3 separate regions of the Homo sapiens genome follow, and all the other regions are linked to region 2. A link is a contact called in ENCODE Hi-C or POLR2A ChIA-PET data. All regions are on one chromosome and are shown on one strand. The core of a region is the stretch at or near the end of the contact, and the rest is flanking DNA. Distances in the headings are between cores, read along the strand shown. Region 1 holds the start of HES4 (hes family bHLH transcription factor 4). Region 2 holds the start of INTS11 (integrator complex subunit 11). Region 3 holds the start of MIB2 (MIB E3 ubiquitin protein ligase 2).

The links. Hi-C counts contacts between places; a loop is a spot of excess contacts on that map. ChIA-PET counts read pairs that join two places held with the same protein, here RNA polymerase II (POLR2A). Pooled maps may share reads with other maps.
Region 1: a loop to region 2 is called in a pooled map, with 4 times the contacts of the local background. The contact joins the promoter of HES4 here to the promoter of INTS11 in region 2. A Hi-C loop is called at or near these places in 1 of 37 single-sample maps with no recorded cell type and 5 of 50 pooled maps. POLR2A ChIA-PET finds 5 or more read pairs at or near these places in 2 of 52 experiments (HEK293 and MCF 10A).
Region 3: a loop to region 2 is called in a map with no recorded cell type, with 12 times the contacts of the local background. The contact joins the promoter of MIB2 here to the promoter of INTS11 in region 2. A Hi-C loop is called at or near these places in 6 of 37 single-sample maps with no recorded cell type and 11 of 50 pooled maps. POLR2A ChIA-PET finds 5 or more read pairs at or near these places in 1 of 52 experiments (WTC11).

Annotation. Positions count from the first base shown.
Region 1 is chr1:996,993-1,001,603 of GRCh38, forward strand. It overlaps HES4 (hes family bHLH transcription factor 4), which reads right to left and starts at 3,105. Exons shown (of 4, transcript NM_021170.4): 1 at 2,874-3,105; 2 at 2,700-2,795; 3 at 2,534-2,621; 4 at 1,972-2,440. The coding sequence starts at 2,981. The coding sequence ends at 2,067. RefSeq lists silencers at 2,071-2,380, 2,931-3,070, 3,141-3,520, 3,621-3,670.
Region 2 is chr1:1,321,563-1,325,955 of GRCh38, forward strand. INTS11 (integrator complex subunit 11) reads right to left here and starts at 3,098. Exons shown (of 17, transcript NM_017871.6): 1 at 3,019-3,098. The coding sequence starts at 3,046. CPTP (ceramide-1-phosphate transfer protein) reads left to right here and starts at 3,240. Exons shown (of 3, transcript NM_001029885.2): 1 at 3,240-3,540. RefSeq lists enhancers at 287-795, 1,559-2,068 and silencers at 2,887-3,016, 3,197-3,696.
Region 3 is chr1:1,613,558-1,617,849 of GRCh38, forward strand. MIB2 (MIB E3 ubiquitin protein ligase 2) reads left to right here and starts at 1,943. Exons shown (of 20, transcript NM_001170687.4): 1 at 1,943-2,076; 2 at 2,951-3,057. RefSeq lists an enhancer at 1,438-1,607 and silencers at 1,708-2,757, 2,788-2,877.

The DNA.
Region 1 (4,611 bases), core at 1,855-4,354, 320 kb before region 2:
CCCCCGTCCAGCCCGGCCCCTCAGGCTGTGTTTCCTGAGACCTCGCTAGTCTAACCCAAACCTCCCAGCTCTGTCATTCAAAGGGATGGATTAGGTCCCCGTGGGTCCATTTCCCTGTTTTGGGTGCTGAGGACAGAGCTTCTGGACAGACTCAGCCCTCGCCCTCTGGAGCCCCGTCCAGCTGGGCCCGGATGATGCACCACCCAGCCTGCGGCAGATGGGATGGACGACAAGTTAGGAGGAAACAAGGGGGAAAAGCCAGGGGGCAGGTGGTGTGGAGCACAAAGGAACCCAGACTGCGAAGGGACTGCCCAAGGACTGTGATTCCCCCAGAACCTGAGTGGTCCCTGGGCAGCTATGCAGGGCCCTTTCGCCACAGTGGAGAGGGCATTCAAGGCCAGAGCCTGGTGGAGAGATGCCCTGCCCTCTTGGGACCCACAGCCCGGGTGACTTTGTGGGGTGCCTCTCTTACCCTGAGCTCCTCCCCACACTCCCAGCTTCGCTGCCCCAGGCCCTCCTTCCCCTTCTGCACTGATGCCTTCTCTGAGCAACTCCCCTCCCCCGGCCACGCTGAGCTTCCAGCTGCCCCCAAGAAGACCGTCCCTTCCTGTGCTGCTGAGGAGGCCTCCCTCACGGGGTCTCAAGCTCCCAAGGGGAAGGGGGCCTCCCTCACGGGGTCTCAAGCTCCCAAGGAGAAGGGGGCCTCCCTCATGGGGTCTCAGGCTCCCAAGGGGAAGGGCTACTTTGAGGCTCTCCTGGGACCAGGACCCCCAGAGTAGGACTGCTGGGGGGACCAAGGGTGGGACCCCCAGCCCAATGCTACCCCGCCCAGGGTCACTGGCCTGGCCCTCGGAGCTCAGGGAGGGGGCAGGGCAGCCAGGGGCCAGGGGTGGCCTGGCTTGTTGGGCCTGGGAGGCTCCTACAAGCTGTGCACGGCTGTGTCCTGGAGGGCCCAGGGGGGCTCCTGATGGAGGCACAGACTGGGGCCTGGAGGGCCAGTGCTGGTGGGAGGGCTCGCTCGCCTCCCGTGGGCCCTGGTGAACTCGGCCCCAGTTGGGAAATGGCCCTGGGTGCGGCTCAGGGGGAGACCCTCTGCCTCGGCTGAGTGCCTCGAACTGCGCCGGACCCCCCCGAACGCGGGACCGGGATGGCGACCGCGGCGCTGGTTCAGGGGAACGTCCGGCGCTGCCTGGTAACTCGGTGGTCGACAACGGCACGTGCTCGGGACGATGAGGGAGGAGCCCCCAGTCCTCACCCACTGGGGAGGCGGAACCTCCCTTACCGGGGCAGGGGAGGCTGCGGGCAGGGCCGACGCCCTCGTGAGCGACGTCCTTGGCCCCGGCACTCGGTGTCCACAGCCCAGCTCGGACCCGCGCGCTCCCGCCGGGCGCCCCCCGCACAGACGCCTGGAGGAGGGGTCTGCGGTGGGCACGGGCAGCTCTGCACTTAACAGGAGAACCCAGCGGGGGTCTTCAGGGCCAAGGGCGGCCGCCCTCATCCCAGCGCCGCTCAGGACCGCAGCCTCCGCCTTCCGCGGTCCGGGGACTGGGAGTCGGGAAAGGGGCCTCCGAAAAGTAACTTGCCCGGCGATGCTGCGCGACCGCCTTCCAGCACCGGGAAGATTCTGGGCACTCAGGGACGTTGAGCTTCCCACCTGAGCCTCCGGGGGGACCCCTCACAACCGCCACCGCAGAGCGAGGCAAACCCAACGCGGGGGCAGAGGGCGGGTGCGCATGCGGGGCTGCAGGGATGCGGAGGGGAGGGCGCGGAGCGGAGGGCGCGGAGCGGAGGGGTCGCCCTCAGTCCTCGGTCCCGCCCCCAGCCCGCCCCCCCGGGCCCGCCCGACGCCCCCAGCCACCTGCAGACCGCGGCCCTGGGAGGAGGGCGGGACCCCGGCGCGGCGTGGCTGCGGGGCGCTCCCAAAGTCAACTCTTCACCAAGACAAAGAAAGAAAACTCGTGACGCAGACTCTGGAATAATAAATACGTTTTCTCTGCTACAGTCTCGGCAAAGGCCACGGCCCTAGAACGGGGCGCCGCCTCCGATGCAGTCTCAGGGCCACAGCCTCAGCGCAGCCACGGCCTCCAGGGCCCACCCGGGCCCTGCGGCCCCGCCCTGGGGGCGGCGGGCAGCGCCCGGGTCAGACCCGGCAGCAGCGGCGGCGCGAGCAGAGGGAAGGGGCCGCCGAGCGATGGCAGCAGCGGGCGGCCCGCGTAGACCTCGGGCGCTGGGGCCTCTGCGGGGGCAGCCGGGGACAGCGAGGCCGGGCGGCGGGAGGGTCCCAGCTGGCGCAGGCAGGCTGCCAGGTGGCCCAGCAGGCGGGAGCGCACGTCGGCCGGGACGCCCTCGCAGCCGGCCAGGAAGCGGTTCACCTCCGCCAGACACTCGTGGAAGCCGGCGCGGTACTTGCCCAGAACGGCGGGGTCGGCGCTGAGCGCGGCTGCGGGAGCGACACAGGAGGAGAGGTCGGTGCCGGGTCCCGGGGGTCCCGCGCCCTCCCCCCGCCTCCAAGCCGCCGCCGCCCGCGCCTCACCCGTCACCTGCACGCGACGCAGGCTCCGCAGGTGTCTCACGGTCATCTCCAGGATGTCCGCCTTCTCCAGCTTCGAGTGGCGGGAGCTCTGGGGGCGGGGATAGGCGGGAGGTCCAGGTCAGCTGCGACCCAGACTCCGGGTCTCGGGCCTTCGCCCCCGACTTACCTCTTTTCTGAGGGCGTCCAGGATGAGGGTTTTGAGCTGAGCGAGGCTCTCGTTAATACGCGCTCGGCGCCGCTTCTCCATGACCGGCTTGGAGGACTGCGGGTCGGGCACCGGCTGAGTCCCGCGTCCCTCCCGCCCCCCGGTCGCCCCCCTCACGCCCGGCCGGGACCCCACCTTGCGGTGCTCGGCCGCGCTCCGGGGCTTGTCTGGGGTCCGGCTGGCGCTGGCCGGCGCTCCTGCCATCGGCGAGGCGCTCGGTTTCCCCGGCGTGTCTGCGGCCATGGTGCGCCCCGCGCCTCCCCGTGCCGGGTGGAGCGCGCCGCCACGGACCACGGGCGGGCTGGCGGGCGAGCGGCGAGCGCGCGGCGATCCGAGCCCCTAGGGCGGATCCCGGCTCCAGGCCCGCGCGCGCCTCAGGCCGTTTCCCTATTTAAGGCCTCGCCGCCGCGGGGTGTGTGAACCCGGCTCCGCATTCTTTCCCACACTCGCCCCAGCCAATCGACGGCCGCGCTCCTCCCCCGCTCGCTGTCAGTCACGCCTCGGCTCCGGGCGCGGCCTCCGCGGGCGACAATGGCATGCGGGGCCCCCGCCCGCGCCCCCCTCCGACACCGCTGGGGACAGGGCCGGGTGATCCCGCGCTCCCCGATGCAGCCGGGGCCGAGCAACGCGCCGGGAGGGGCCGCTGGGGGCGAACGGGGCCCGGGACCCCCGGGGCTGGGCGGAGTCTCGGGGCTCACTCTCCCGCCCAGGGGGCCGGGAGCCGGGGCTGGACGGAGCTGGGGCTGTGGCCGCGCGGGAAGTCGGGAAGGAAATTCCCCCAGTGGCGCAGGGTCCGGCGGCGCCGAGGGGTGGGCGAGCCTCGGTCTCGAGCCTCTTGGCTTCCTCCGCCCGTCCCCACTCCGGTCCCGGTTTGGGCCCTGCTCGGTCTCCGAGTTTGATCCGACACCGGCTCGGCCTCCGGGGGTCCCACCCTCAGGTGTGCGGCCTGGAGCACGGAGGGCTGCAGAAAGCCTTGGGAGCGACAGAGCCGGGGGAAGGTCGGCGGCCGGGTCGGCAGGCGGGAGGGCGGAGTCAGCGGACGGCGAAGGGGCGCACGGGTGGCCCCGCAGAGCAGGGCCGGTGATGGCGCGGGCCGGGCCGGACCACGAGGAGCAGAACGTGCGCGTGACGCGAGCGGGCTGGTGACGTCACCAGGCACCCGGGGCGATGACGCAAGCCTGCTGGGATGACGTCATGTGGCCCGTGTCGCCACGTGCTTCCAGGTGACCCGCTGGCGAACTCAGCAGCAGCAAAGTGGGGCTCACAGAAAAATGAGGGGCCACTGTTAATATAACTGCAAAGGGGCAGGTTGCGTAAAACAGGGCTGTGGTTATTTTCGTGTTTGCTGTTTTTATTTCGAATGCCGCTGCGGGGCACGTTGGTCCTTTCCGCACTCGGGGTCCCCGGCGGCCTCACGCGTCCGTGCAGCGGAGGCTTCCTGAGCCCCCTGGAGAGCCTGGCCTGGGCCCGGGTGTGGAGACCCTCCCGGGCTTTCAATCCGGGCAGGAGGCAGATGGCAGACTCAGCAGTCACGTAAGAGAACCGAATTAGGTGGGTGGCCTGGGTGGACAAAAGCCTTCTTGACGCCGGGTGGTCCCAAAGGCTTCTGCGGGGTGGGGGGTCCTCAGGGGGGAAGCCTCAAGGGAGGGCGTGGCATTCCCAGGGTGCGAAGGGGGCGCAGGGACGAGGGAGGTGGGGAGGGGGAGCTGGGCCAGCGAGAACCGGGAGCTTCTGGTCGGGGAGGGAGTCGGGGAACTTTTTGGGGAGCTTTTCTGAGCCAGGGAGTCGGCTGATTGGCAGGTTCGCCCCTGCCCGGGCACCTGGACCCAGGGTTTCTGTGCGGAAGCTTCCCCTCCCCTCGGACCCCACGTCT
Region 2 (4,393 bases), core at 1,848-4,347:
TGTTCTCTGGTGGTGCGGCTGTGGAGGGGCGCCACACAGCCTCAGCCATGCCATAGCGAACACGGTGCCAGTGGTCCAGCAGTGGCCAGCGTGGCAACACGAGCCTCACACCACTGCACACCATGCAGCCCCCAACACAGACCCTCATCTGCAGCCCTCCCACACTCCTGACAGCCAAGCAGCCCTGCCCAGCTGCTCCAGCCAGAGGCCTTGGCCAGCCAAGGCACACTCAGCCCCCTCATGTGGCCTGGGGGCCCGAGAGGAAAGGGTCACGGCCCCTGCACAGACTGTGCCTGGGCAGGAGTCTGATGGCAGTGAACAGTTTTCCCCTTGAATCCCACCCACCTCCCCCTGCCAGCCACTCGAAGTGTCCAAAGCCAGCACCACACATCAGGATGACGGGGCCACAGCCGAGGGGCTGCCTGCCACAGAGAGGGGATCTCAGGTTCTCTTCCAGGCCTGTTCCTGCCCCCGCTGGGTGTGAGCTCTCTGAGAGCAGGGTCTCAGCTGTCTCCTCCCTCTGCATCTCCTACCCCAAGCCACGCCAGGCTCACAGAGGCCCTCTGGCACCTGTGGGAAGGGAGGGCCGCCCCTCTTCATGCCCAGGGACCTAAGGCCACAGAGGCACTTGTGGCACACGGCCCCGAGGCATGGGGCCCGGGCTGGTTTTCTGAATTCCAAAGCCCAGTCCTGAAGTACTGGCAGTCCCGCCTCCCGACAGGACCCACAGTGATCCCAGGAAGGAAAGTGGAAAGGTGCGGGAATAGAGCCTGGAGATACACGAGGGGACAGGGCTCAGAAGACAGGAGGAGATATCCCTGTCAGCAAGGAGACAGACGGCAGACAAACAAGACACCCAAAGCACGCCAGACGAAGGTTACTATGACAGAAAAGAGCAAGGTGAGAGAATGAGGAAGCCTCAAAACTTCCAGAACCATGACAGGAGACTGCTCCGAGAAGCCAACTTTTGAGCAGGGGAGGGGAGGGGTAGGGTGGGGGAGGGGGAGGGACGGGGTGGGGAAGGGATGGTCCAGGGGAGGAGAAGAAGCGGGGCGGGCGGAGGGAGGACAGGCAGCAGGGAGGGACAGGCAGGGGGGAGGGAAGGGACCAGCAGGGGGAGGGACGGGCAGGGTGGGTGGGGGGACCGGCGGTGGGGAGGGATGGGCAGGGTGGGTAGGGGGACCGGCGGCGGGGGGGGTAGCCACACACAGGCCAAGGCGTGGGAGTGACCCCAAGGACACAGCAGTGGTCCAGTGAGCGCGGACACGGAGCCCGAGGCAGTCCCTGGTGCAGGGAAGCGGTGAAACAGGACTTCGGCTTTGATGATACCTTGGCTGAGGTGACCTTGAGAATATACCCAGGTACAGATTGCGGGTAATTGAAGCCACATGAAAGATCAGAAAGATCAGATGTCCAGAGAGTGGGCAGAACAGGCAGCCAAGAGGCCAAATGGGAAAGGGGCAGGCTGGGAGGACCCCACGGAGGACCCAGAGAGCAGGGGAGGGCAGTGGGGCCCATGCAAACAGCTGCAAAATGCCATGGGGTGTGCACAGGCCAGGGGTGTTCACAGCACAGTGTCCACACCGGGGCGGGGGGCACCCTCCGAGGAAGCGCTCACGCCATGGGGGAGGACATGGAATCCCGTCCTGGTGTCTGTGCTGGAAGGTGCCCTCGACCCCCTGCCCGGTGGAAGGACCAGGTTCCAGGACAGCACAGGGCAGGCACCTGTGGAAAACGCTAAGGACATCAGGATGACTGGCCACCAACACCATGTCCCTCCAGCTGTTTCTGAGACCCTGGATTTTGACTAATTTTTTCCTTCTTCACATCGTTCTATACTGTTACGACTTTGACTTTCTTTTGAGACATGGTTTTGCTGTCACCCAGGCTGGAGTGCAGTGGCACAATCATGGCTCACTGCAGCCTCAACCTCCTGGGCTCAAGCAATCCTCACAACTCAGCCTCCCAAGTAGCTTGAACCACAGGCACACACCACCACGCCCTGCCAATTTTAGCATTTTTTTTTTTTGGAGTGATGGGGTCTTGCCATGTTGGCTAGGTTGGTCTTGAACTCCTGGGCTCAAGCGATCCTCCCACCTCTGCCTTCCAAAGTGCTGTGATTGCAGGCGTGAGCCACAGTGCCCAGACTGTCAGGACTTTTAGGAGTACATATTTGCGTTTTTTGCTATTTTTTTCAGTGTTGCAGAAATCAGGTAGAACAAGAGCTAAAGTGAGAGTTGATTGTAACTCGGGCGTGAGCACACAGAGTGGTGGACAGAAAGCAAGACGTGAGGAGGCAGAAGCGGGGCTGGGGGGCTGAGGGGCTTGCGGGGTTAAGGGGCTTGGGGGCTGGGGGACTGGGGGGCTGAGGGGCTGGGGGGCTGAGGGTCTGGGGGTCTGCTGGGCTGAGGGGCTGGGGGACTGAGGGGCTGGGGGACTGAGGGTCTGCTGGGCTGAGGGTCTGGGGGACTGGAGCGCTGGGGGGCTGGGGGGCTGAGGGACTGAGGGGCTGAGGGGCTGGGAGGCTGAGAGGCTGGGGAGCTGGGGGGCTGAGGGTCTGCGGGGCTGAGGGGCTGGGGGGCTGGGGGGCTGAGGGGCTGGGGGGCTGAGGGGCTGGGAGGCTGAGAGGCTGGGGAGCTGGGGGGCTGAGGGTCTGCGGGGCTGAGGGGCTAAGGGACTGAAGGGCTGGTAGGGCTGGAGGCGGCAGCGCGCGGCACGGGGAGGTCAAGGCACCGACGAAAGCGCACAGCGAGCGCGAAGGCCCCGCGGCCCCATCTGCGACGTCCCCTCACGGCCGCCTGAACCTCGGGGCTCGCGTTCTCGCGTCACTGCCGGAGGCCCGGGGTGCAGGGACTAGGCCGCCTCTCGGCTCCCACCAGGGCCCGCGCGGGGAGGAGACCGGAGGACGCCCGCGGCGCGCACCTGGCTCCACGAGAAACGGGAGGGAGCGGGGCGCCCAGCCCGCCCGGAGCCGCATACGGAGCCCACCCCACAGCCCTCCCGGCGGCTCCCACTCACCCAAGGGCGTGACTCTGATCTCAGGCATCGTCTCCGCCGCGCTCCCGGACCCGCGAGGCCCGCCTGCGGTGATGCACTGCGCAGGCGCAACCACCTCGCTGCAACTTCCGGTGCGCTAGCCGGAAACGCGGGTCGGGGCGCCGGGCCTCCTGATTGGGCAGCATCCAACCAATCAGGGCGGCGGGCGAGGGCGGGGCGAGGGCGGGGCGGTGGGCGGGGACGGGGCCCGCACGGCGGCTACGGCCTAGGTGAGCGGCTCGGACTCGGCGGCCGCACCTGCCCAACCCAACCCGCACGGTCCGGAAGTCGCCGAGGGGCCGGGAGCGGGAGGGGACGTCGTCCTAGAGGGCCGGAGCGGGCGGGCGGCCGAGGACCCGGCTCCCGCGCAGGACGGAGCCGTGGCTCAGGTCGGCCCCTCCCCAACACCACCCCGGGCCTCCGCCCCTTCCTGGGCCTCTCGGTGGAGCAGGGACCCGAACCGGTGCCCATCCAGTCCGGTGCCATCTGAAGCCCCCTTCCCAGGTGAGACTCGTAGCGCTCGCTCGACAGGGTCTGGTCCCACCCACAAGGCCTGGGGCGCCGTGGGGCCCCGTCTCCTGCTGGCCCCCCAGCCTGCTGTCAGCCCCCGTGCTCTGTGCTCAGGCCGCCCTCGCGCCCGGCCCTGACCTTGGGCCGTTGGGCTGCCCTGGGAAAGGCCTGGAGGTGTCCTGGGTCACCTTCCTGGGCTGGCAAGCTGCCTGCCTCCTGCACAGCCACTGCCCTTCCTGTTGTTACCGAGCCACCAGCCACAGCTCTGAGAAGCTCCTGGCAGCTTCTGTTTGCCACTGGCTCGAATCTGGGCAGGAAGGCAAGGCCCGCAGAATATCTGGTGACCAAGAAGGAAACCCCAGAGCCTCAGAGACCATCTTCTCAGTGGACAAAATTAAGGCCCGAGGAGGGGAGGGGCGTGCTGGAAGTCTATGGGACTGCATCTTTCTGAGGCCCAGGAGCAGCCATCCCCCACACCTGAAGCCCGGTGAGCTCACATCTGGGGCCTCCGCCTGGTGCCAAGCATGCAACCCAACCTGTGGGGCCTGCAACGCCAGGCTTCAGCACCCTGCAGGCACCAGTGCTCCAGCAGCCTGGGCCACGGGCTGGGCAGGGCTTGCAGCCCATGATCCCTAGTGATGAAGGGCCCAGTCCTAGGGTGCTGAGCAACCTGCCCACCTGCTCCTGGCCAGGAGCTCTCACCACGGCTGGGTGCCCTTCCCCCTCCCCCACCGATGGAGTCCCTGCAGCCAGGGAGGCCAGGACAGGGCTCCCAGCACCAACCGGCCTAGGAACCCCCAGGCCCTCTTCCTGGTCGAGGTGGAATGCAGCTGACTCTCAGGTTCCC
Region 3 (4,292 bases), core at 693-3,192, 290 kb after region 2:
CACCCTGTCTCTACTAAAAATTTAAAAATAACCGGCATGGTGGTGCATGTCTGTGGTCCTAGCTACTCAGGAGGCTGAGGTGGGAGGATCACTTGAATCCAGGAAGCAGAGGCTGCAGTCAACCAAGATAGTGCCACTGCACTCCAGCCTGGGCAACAGAGCAAGACCCTGTCTCAAATACAAAACAAAACAAAAAACAGTTGGTAGAGAGCTTAGGATTTTATTTTTCGTTTACACAGGGAATCCAAGAAAGGAGACAGACAAAGTGAGTCTCAAGGATGAGAGCAGAGAAAAGCTCGAGATAAGAGCTGTGCAGCCGGGTCAGGAAGTGATCGGTCTAGGTCGGAACAGGAGAATCAGTTAGACACAACGGATGTGTTTGAGCCTTTGGAAAACGGTATCGTTAGGCATGTGGCGAAAACGTTGGGGTACTTGAAAAAAAGGCTGGCCATGGGTTAGTAAAAAGCTAGATATGTGAAAATATTAGGTAATTATTAACTCAAAAGAAAAAAAAAGATTGTACAGGAATTGTGGCATGGTTTTATACTGTAGCAGTGAACAGCAGGTACTCAATCATGAAGAGCTAAGCCTGATTTCATCACGACAGCTGTGAAAGTTGCAGGTACCAAAATGGAACTACTTCCACCAATCCCTAAACAAATGGAGTCGGGAGGCCACGAAGGGGGAGCTCTCATGCAGGAATACCTGCAGCAGGCCTCCTCACAAGACGCTCCTGCACGTCCTGCACGTTTGCCTGTAACCGGACTTACTGCAGGGAAATTCCTCAGGACTGCAGTATTCTAGATAAGCAGCTTGCACAAGGACGTCGGCCTGGTAAGGCTCTCTCCAACAACAAGCTAACGCCCACTCCTGCAGCAAGCGCCCACAGCCAGTGGTTTTTGTTACAAAACAACTTTTGTGAGCTCATCTGTATTTTCCCCTTCGCCCGGCCCTCTCAGATAGGCCTATGATCTGTCATGGCACGAACAGCCTAGGCTGCAACCCCCTGCGATTCCCAGATTAACTCACTTGTCCTGGAGAGCCTGCCTCTGGGTTTCCTTTCAGGTTGACAGTTTGGGAGCTAACAGGACCACGTGAGGGGTGCAGCGGGGAAGATCAGCCAGGTTCTCAGGGACCTTCTCCGGAAGTACGCAATGTCTACAATTAAGAAATGAGAGGCCGGGCGCGGTGGCTCACGCCTATAATCCCAGCACGTTGGGAGCCCTAGGAGGGCAGATCACGAGGTCAGGAGTTCGAAATCAGCCTGGCCAAAATGGTGAAACCCCGTCTTGACTAAAAATGCAAAAATTAGCTGTGCGTGGTAGCGCATGCCTGTAGTCCCAGCTGCTCGGGAGGCTGAAGCAAGAGAATAGTTTAAGCCCTGGAGGCGGAGGTTGCAATGAGCCGAGATCGCGCCATTGCACTCCAGCCTGGGCGACAGGGCGAGGCTCCGTCTCCAAAAAAAAAAAAAGAAAGAAAGAAAGAAATGAGAAACTAGCAGTGCATTGTTCAGAAACGCGGAGACTTCTCTCAGGAGAAAGCGAGAAGCAAGCGTCCAACTCTGGGGTGCAGAACCCGGGGCGGGAGGACGGGCCCGGACTGCCGTTTCTCGCTGTGTCCAGGTCTGCGTGACTCAAAACCCCGGATAGGGCCCGCACTGGTGGAGTCGGAAAGAGGTGGCTGCGGCGCGGCAAGTGCCGCCAGTGCCAGCGAGCGCGACGTCGCTCCCAAGCCCCCGTCTCTATGGCAACCGAGTGCGTCTCTAGGACCGCCACTGCGCAGGCGCCCGGAGGCTAAGCCGCTCGGAACCTAGCTGCGCCACGCAGGGTAGGCGACGCAGACGCTCCCGCGTGACGCACTTCCGGTGCTTGCCCTGCCCATCCCCGTGGCGGGGGCGTGGCCATGGCGGGGGCGCTCCGGCGGGGGCGGGCCCTGGGCTCCCGCCCTTCGGGTCCCACAGTTTCCAGCCGCCGCTCTCCTCAGTGCCCGGTGGCCCAGGAGGGCCTGGGAGCCCGAAGCCGTCCCCGAGTCGCTCCTAGGTCACTGGCGCGATGCGGGCCGTCCTCTCGGCTGATGGTGCGTGCGGGCGCGGATCTCCTCCCCTGGTCCTCCGCACCGTCCCCGAGTCGTTCTCCGCTCTGGCAGAACGCGAGCGCCGTCCGGTTCCCGCTCCCGCTGGCCCAGCAGCCCCGGGCTGGACTCGGCGTAGGGTCCGCACGGGATGGGCTGGGGCTGCGCGCGCAGCGCCGCCGCGGGGCCTCCTGGGAGTTGTGGTCCGGCCACCCGCGCGGGACTCCAGCTCCCGGCAGGCCTCGCGCGGCCCGGGGCCAGCGGCGCTGGGGTCGGCGCTGGGGTCGTCGTCCGGGCCGGGTGGGCTGCGGCGCGCGGCAGGCGCTCTGGCCTGGCCTGGCCGCCGCTGAGCAGTCGGGGCCGGTGGGTGGCCTCGAACGCCGGGACAGACCGACAGACGGACTGGCCGGCGGTCCCGCGCCCCCGAGCGGAGCGGGCGGGACGGAAACGTCCGGGCAAGTTGGGGTCGGCAGGTACTGCGCGGCCCTGGCAAGGTCTGGCAGCGGACAGGGCCGGGCGGCCTCCGCGAGCCACGGGCACGAATGACAGGGGGCGGGGCGCGCTCCGGGTGGGGGTGCCCGCCGTGCCCGCCCCTGGCCCGCCCGTTCCCCTGCGCCGGCGCCCGTGCGCGTCCCGGAGCCTCCTGACGTCTGCGAGCCGCGGCCGCCAGACCCCGGGCGCACGCAATTACGGGCCCGGCGCTGGCGGCTCCTGCGCGCTCAGACCCCAGGGAGCCCATCCGGGCAGGCGGCGGCCCTGAGTGTCGCGGCCGTGGGCCCGAGTGGACCTGGAGCCGGCGGGCAGCCCCGGGGGCAGACAGGCGACCGAGCCGCGGGTCGAGGTGCTAACTGTGCATCTTGGCATCTCCCCTCGGCCACAGGGTTGGAAGCCCAGCGAGGCTAGAGGCCAGTCCCAAAGTTTCCAGGCATCAGGGCTGCAGCCCAGGAGCCTCAAGGCGGCCCGGCGGGCGACTGGACGGCCGGACAGGTGAGCTCTTGATCGTCCGCGGCCTGATAGTTTGCACTTGGCTCTCCCACTTTGGGGCTCCGTGGAAGCCACGTCAGAGAGGCTGTGTTTGTGTCTGAGCATGCATGCGAGTGGAGGGGAGTGGTGAGTAATCCCGCGTCTCCTCTCTGAGTTCGGAACCCATGGAGGAAGAAAGCAGAGGTGCCAGACAGGCCTCTGATAGGCACCTGCAGGATTGGGGCAGAGCGGCCGCAGCGCAGGAGCGCCGGCAAGCCTGGCCCTTCCCGGGAGGCCCCCTTTGTCCGGTTCCACCCTGGCCTGTTGCCTCACATGCAACAAGTGTCTGAATGTGGCGCTCTCCTGGCCGAGGGCAGCCCTGGGCGGTGAGTGGGATGACACCCCAGCCTGCAGGGTGCCTGTAGGTCTCCACCCAGATGGGCAGGATTGGAGGTGGCCGCAGCGCTCGTGGGCTTTCCCTCAGCAGGTGTCTCCATGCTGGCCTCCCCGCCTCAGGGCTTCATCCCACTCCGTGGGCCTGATCTCCCTGGGGCACCTGGGATGTCCATCTGCGTTAGCTGGAGCTACTCCATGGCCTGTGGCGTGCCACACACAGCGGCATTTCGGTGTCATTAGGCACAGCTGGAGGTGCAAGGAGGAGGGCAGCCTCATGTCCAGTTCCATGTAACTTGCTTCTTCTGAATAAAGGCAATTTGCTAACTTTCTCGCTAAATAGGATTTGGTTTCTATGGCTTTTAAAGCTTCTCCGATAAAATACTTGCAATAAGGGAACTCTCTCCTCCTACACTCTCCTGACTGATGGTTCGGAAGTCCTCCTGCCCTCTGAGAGCTTGCAGTTTCTTGTGAAAAAGAGAAACTAAGCAGCAATAGAACAGACCCGGTGTCTGCTTGCGTGGTTAAGACGGTAAATGCTAAATGTGTGACACTGCCTTTAGAAACCATTTTCTCCAGCCTGGCTTGCTGGCTGCCCGTCTGGTTTGCTGTGTTGTGTCTCCAGTGGCTTTAGCTTCCAACAGGAAAGCCTGGTAGCCGAGCGAATCTGTGACCCAGGAAGTAGCAATTAAATGCCTGGGACGCTGCCTCGAGGCTGGTGTGTGCTCTGAGGTAAGTTCCGATTTGCCAAAGCACATCTGTCGATCTGTCGCCCGAGTCTTCACACCCTGACTGCCTCCATCATTTTAAACATCGGGAGCAGTTGCCTGCAGCGGGGTTCAGATGCCAGCCAGGGGCACAGCCTG